Linked DNA regions of Homo sapiens: region 2 is linked to region 1. The links are chromatin contacts, found by Hi-C or POLR2A ChIA-PET in ENCODE. All regions are on one chromosome and are shown on one strand. The core of a region is the stretch at or near the end of the contact, and the rest is flanking DNA. Distances in the headings are between cores, read along the strand shown.

Region 1 (2,945 bases), core at 192-2,691:
CGAATCCTCAACTGCTGTGAGGTAAGAACATTTAATTTTTATTTTTTCTTGGAGTCTTGTGCATCCAGGTTGGACGAGGAGAGAAGGAGAGGCTGGCAGGAACTCTTTTTCTGGATCAGGTTGTCTGTAGCCCCAAGACTGAGTGCACACGTTTCCATCAAGCCAGGCAGAAGGGCCACCAGGTGACCGCAGCAGCCAACCCCAAGGGGTCTCTGGCAGAGCTTTGGGCTTCTCTGCAGATGTCGAGGTTGGATTTATTCTTCCTGCCCTCCTACCGAGCATGTCTTGGGGATTAGTGGGAAACTGACTGTAAAGATCTTTTGCTTCCTTTTTGCATATAGCTATGTAATCTGACTTCAGGTGAAAATTTATGTCTAAGTGGTAAATGTTTTTGAGAACCCAGTGAGGATTGTGAATCCCTTTGCCAGTTTCATGATGGAGGGAGTTAACATGGATCATAAAAGGGCTGAAAGAGTGTCTGAGGTTACCTCTACCTTGTATCACCATACGAAGTAGCCAACAACTCCATGAGATAAGTTTTTCTCCAGCAGCATCATTGGAGCTTGCAGCACAAGTTGGAAAAGATGGGGAAAACCCACTTTTCTCTTATATGAAAATGACTTCTCCCAATCCTGTTTTGTCTCAGCATACAATATATATGGTTGTTAATTTACTACCCACAGCATCATGGACTCATCCTCTTCCCTGAATCGCTTGTAAATATTTTCTCAAACTGAGTGTATTTTCCAATGTTTATCCAGGTATCTGCATATCCAACTCTTCATTGTCCCTGGTGCAGGTTAACCATGCTCTGCAGGGTACCTCTTTATCCCCTCAGCCTGTCCCAGGCCTCCTGCCAGTGTCCACAGTGCTGTGCGTTGGGTGTCTAATTCCACCTCCCCCTGAGAGGTAGGTGGCCAGCCACCCCTAGGAGAAGCTGACACCAAGGGTGGCCATATGGGGGGAAGGAAGAGGTTGGTGCTGGTTACCTCCCACCTTGGACTATGTTCATTTCTCTTTTCCTTACTGCAGGTCACTGACATGTGAACACATGCTCCTAACAAGTTGACCCCAGTCTTGCTGAAATTGCCTAGACTGTATTATTTTCTTCCCCATACTTGACATAGAGCATAAGCTGAGAGGTACATAATACATGCCATAATTTATGACGGTGCTTAGGTAAAGCCATGCAAACTCGTCTATCATTGCCAGGTTCATTTCCAGTGGTGTTCATTGAAGGTAAGTTGACTCATTTATACAAAACAATTCCCTCATTTCCCTTTGAGCAATTGTCAAGTGTGCTTGACGCAGGCCAAGTGACCTTCAAATGCGGAGTGGGGTTTGGCCTGGAATGTCAGTGTGCATTTGGCAGCATGAATTGCTCCAAAGAATCCTGATTTCTTATGCATGAACTGCTGACCCCAGCACTGGGGCCTGGAGAGCGGGACGGGAAGGAAGGTGAACTCCTGCTGATTCAGGGGCCCTCCCAGCAGCCTTTCCACGGTGTCAGCAGTATTCACATCACTTTCCTCTCCTCCCTCTTCCGCCCCACCGTAAGTCCTGTCCCTGGAAGCACTTTTCAGTTGCCAGGAATCATGAACATTAGGAAACAATCCAAAAAAACGGGGTGTCTACTTTATATTCTGTGGCCCACACGGTCACACATGGGCCTGGTTTTAACACCGGGTCATAGGTGTGGAAACAGCCTGGCCTAGAGGAAGGAACACTGAACCAGTGAGAGAGGCCTTCAGTGACTCCAGGACCAAGCAAGTGTGTGGCCTGGAGGCTGGCCTTTCTAAGAGGCCTGTCTCGGTGGAAACGGAGGAATGTTCTACTGCTGGCTTTCCAGAGCGCTCCTCTAGCCCCACTACTTGGAGCGATGCTTCCCGGTGTTGAAGCTGCAGATCTAAGGACCATGTTTCTTCAAACACAACCAGGCCTCTAGGGCAAGATCGTTTCCAGGAGATGTAATGAAATATGAAGGAAAACGCCCAGCAGGCAACATGCCTGCCTGCTGAGGATCACAGGAAACAGCCTTACTACCAATCTACCAATACTGGGCCCTGAGCTGGAGAAACAGCTCCTTTTTTCATTTCAAAATATCACTAATGTTCCATGGTGCAGGACATATTTCAAATGCCTCAATTGGAAAAAACAGGCTCCAAAGGCATCACGGTGTGCCTGTGGCTCTTGTCTGTGCTAGGCAGCAGCACAAGGGCCTGCTCATTAGCTCACTGATGACAGGTTTATCCGCAACTGTATATCAAGCAATGAGAAAGTCAGCTGTGCGAGCAAACGTCCCTCAGTCATATTGCACAAAGCCTTCGTAAAGGGATAGAGTGCTGAAAGCCTCCTAACTCCTCTCTAGCTGAACATCTTTTCCCCTCCGCTACCTCTGAACCTCTCATCCTTCCAACTCAGCTCAAGAACGCAGAAGCTGTTTGCCGACCCCTTCTGCTAGTGTCCTGTCCTTGGTAATTCAAAGACGCCCCCGGGATGGCCCACAAAGAGCCCTGTGTGCATGCACACGCGCCACTGTCACTGATAAGGCCACTGGGTGGTGAGCGGTTCTTTTCACACTTCACATCCAGAGGCTTTTCCTGTGATTTGTGTGTGAAGCACCTGTTTGCATGGTCCGTCCACCCTTATCTGAGATTCTGCCTCTTAGGCACCAGGGCAGGTTGAAGCCTTTTTCACCCACTTACAAAGCAACAGCTTATTCCTGAGAAGTGTGTCAAGCTGGTATGTCCACTGTGCTCCCCAGACTCACCAATAAGATCACTGACTTAATTGTTTTCTGCCCCTTACTTTTAGAAGAAAGAAGTTAGGCAATCTAAAGGAGTCAAACTGATAATGTTGCTTTTGAAAAAAAGTAAACAAATAATAAAACATCTCCCAGAGTGTATGGGGTCCAAAACACATTTAACCCAGTTTCTCACACTTTC
Region 2 (3,007 bases), core at 42-2,541, 230 kb before region 1:
GACAAGAGGAGAACAGAGTTACTGCTTAATGGTTACAGAATTTTTGTTTGGGGTGATAAAAAGTTATAAAAATACTGGTGATGGTTGCATAACATTGTGAATACAACTAATGCCACTGAATTGCACATTTAAAATGGTTAAAATGGCAAATTTTATGTTATGTATATTTTACCACAGCTTAAAAAGTAAATAATGTAATATACCAAAAACCATTGAATTGTACACTTTAAATGGTAAATTGTGTGGCACCTGAATTATATCTCAAGACACTGTTTTTTAAAAAATCTCTTACATGTTAGCATAGTTTTTACTATGTTTTTACTTTGTTACCTTGCAAAGCTCTGAATATTGTTACAGAAATTTGTCAAATTTATCAGGAGAGTATGAGATAAGAGAGAAAATGTTAGATTAAATGGTTGGGCTTGGTGGCTTATGGCTGTAATCCCAAAGAGAGAAGGCCTCTTTGGGAGGCCAACGCAGGTGGATCACCTGAGGTCAGGAGTTCAAGACTAGCCTGGCCAATATGGTGAAGCCCTGTTTCTACTAAAAAATACAAAAATTAGCCAAGCATGGTGGAGCATGCCTGTAATCTCAGCTACTCAGGAGGCTGAGGTATGAGAATCACTTGAACCCGGGAGGCGGAGGTTGCGGTGAGCCAAGATCACGCCACTACACTCCAGCCTGGGTGACAGAGTGAGACTCCTTCTCAAAAAATAAAATAAAAAAAAAAACAAAGGAAGAAAATGTAAGATTAAGAGTCTGGGACATGTGATTCCAGGCCTGCTTTGCCACTTTATTGACTGTGCTGCCTGAAGCTCAGTAATCAACTTCCCTGAGCTCTGTTTTCTCATCTGAGAAGCAAAGGAGCAAAATCAGATGATTAATTTTTTAAATACTGTGATTCGCACTTCTTACGGAATGCCTAGGTTTTACAAATAATCACTCATCCTTTGGCAGTTAAGAACATAGAACAGCCTTGTCTCGTTTGGATACCTGGTTAAATGACAAATTTACTATTTTGCAGTGAATACTTATCAGGCTATTTTCAAAAGAGTTTCTTGGCTGGACTCTTCTTGAATATAGCCAGCCTGAAAAGTATGGCTGGAAACCACTGTCCAAACAAAACAGATGATAACATTTGTTTTTTATACCTCTTAAAAGTAGATTAGCTATAGATCAGAGCATGCCGCTGCCTAAAAAAATGTCTGGTATATATTTGCTTTCAATACATATTTGTTGAAATGCAAGAACACTCGTGTTTACTCCCTAGGAGACTCTCAGGGCGTGGGGTCAGATGAGAGCATGGAGGGGCAGCAGGCCAGCTCTGAGAGCCCCTGGGAGTCTATGACTTCTATGCTCAGACTTGCTTCCTCAGCTGGCACTGTGTTCCTCCCATGGGTCCATCGTCGGCAAGACCAAAGAGCTCCCTTCTAGTAAGTACCATTAAGGAGTCCAAGGTCCAGACAGAAGAGAACGAGGTCAGGTATTTCCAAAGTATTTCATTCTAATGAAAATTTATTTCAGAAAAAGGCCATAATAACCCTTTGAACTAAGTTAACAAGAAAGCTATATTTTTGTCACTAGTTCTATTGTTGCCTCAAAACGATAGTAACAAAACAGAAAATAAAAAGAATTACTGAGAAAACCCAGAAATTAAGTACTCTCCACATCTCCCATTCCAGACATAATAAAGTGATGCAATTTAGACTAAAATTTGCCAAAAGCCAGTATACCTTTTTCATCCTACTAGGCAAACACAAATACCACAGAACAAGAATTCCATCTTAAAGTAAAAGCTCTGGAAAAAAAGAAGGTAGTAATAATCTTTTACTATGTGACTACTGAAGGTATTACGTGACTACTGAAGTCTTTGATTAGGAAAGGAAAATAGACCTCCCACAAGTAAAATTAGTCACAATTTATGATAACCTGAGGAAAAAAACAGATTCTGGATTTGTCAATTCCATTTGAAGGTGGAGAAAAGCTTATAAGCTCATGATCACCCTCTGAACCCTTTACAAAGGGCCACACAATCACATCAAGGTGTCAAACATACCCTGAATTGCAATTCCATCTTGGCTCGGTCGGATAAGAAGTTTTGACTCAGCCCTTTGAGGAGAGCTTCGATTCCTCCATCCTCTGACCAAAGCCCCCACCATAGCTGCTGGCAGCATGCTCCCCAGGTCGCCGTGGTCCTGCCTTGGTGGGTGGGGGGCCCGGTCAGGCTGTCACCGCAGGAGAATCATGTCCTCCTTGCAGGTGCTACACCCAAGGCTGACAGGTCCGGGCAGTTCCTCCCGCCCTCATCTCCCGCCCACATTCTCATCCTTCTTGCGTTATCAGACCTCCCTCGGGAGGCCCAGGGAAAGAAAGCTTGGGAGGTGAGACAAGAGAAAAACAGACAACAGGAAACATAAAAATGAAGAATAGGAATAAAGTCAATCAACAGAAGAGAAAGGCCAATATCATAAAAGCACAGTCTCCTTTATATGAGTGATCATTCTCGATGCTTCATTTTTTACTTAAAGTCTAATTTTTCAACAAGCAAAAATGACCACGTGTGGGAGGGCTGAGGCGGGGCATGTACCTGCATACCTATTTCTCTTTTCTCAGACTATTTTCCTTGCTAAATTGGAAGAGCTTTCAGGCATTGTTTTTCCAAAGAGAACCATCTTCTACATAAACAGAATTTGTTTACAATATAAGAAAAGTATTTCTAATGTTTGGAGTGTTCACAGAATTATACTGGCATTTGAGAATGACGAAAGTTGGTTAAGAGATTTAATAAAAATCCGAATCAAGTAAACTCTCAAAGACTTTTAAAAGATGAATCGAATCCAATGACCTAATTAGCTCTCCTGTGGAGCCCAGGTAGAGGTGCCTCATCCTGACCAGCTGGTGCCTGAGCTGAGCTCATACACAACACTGCTCCCGTGTGCCCCCTACTGGTCAGGTGCCAGGTGCACACTGGGCAGTGACCAATGACTGCATTGAAACAGGGGGAGGA

The links. A loop is a pair of places that touch in the nucleus more often than their neighbours do. ChIA-PET counts read pairs that join two places held with the same protein, here RNA polymerase II (POLR2A). Pooled maps may share reads with other maps.
Region 2: a loop to region 1 is called in a map of heart left ventricle, with 2.3 times the contacts of the local background. The contact joins two enhancer-like sites. A Hi-C loop is called at or near these places in 2 of 168 maps with a recorded cell type or tissue (heart left ventricle and heart right ventricle) and 5 of 50 pooled maps. POLR2A ChIA-PET finds 5 or more read pairs at or near these places in 1 of 52 experiments (Caco-2).

The regions. Positions count from the first base shown.
Region 1 is chr6:150,451,493-150,454,437 of GRCh38, reverse strand. No RefSeq gene overlaps it. Among named protein-coding and RNA genes, the nearest start is that of IYD, 84 kb to the right of the region's middle. Within about 2 kb of position 1,441, at least 6 of the 41 ENCODE cell types and tissues checked have a DNase peak (open chromatin) inside an H3K27ac peak, as active enhancers do; they include heart right ventricle, where a contact is called at or near this core.
Region 2 is chr6:150,686,040-150,689,046 of GRCh38, reverse strand. The region is part of intron 2 of PLEKHG1 (pleckstrin homology and RhoGEF domain containing G1); the gene reads right to left. Among named protein-coding and RNA genes, the nearest start is that of PLEKHG1, 88 kb to the right of the region's middle. Within about 2 kb of position 1,291, at least 8 of the 41 ENCODE cell types and tissues checked have a DNase peak (open chromatin) inside an H3K27ac peak, as active enhancers do; they include heart right ventricle, where a contact is called at or near this core.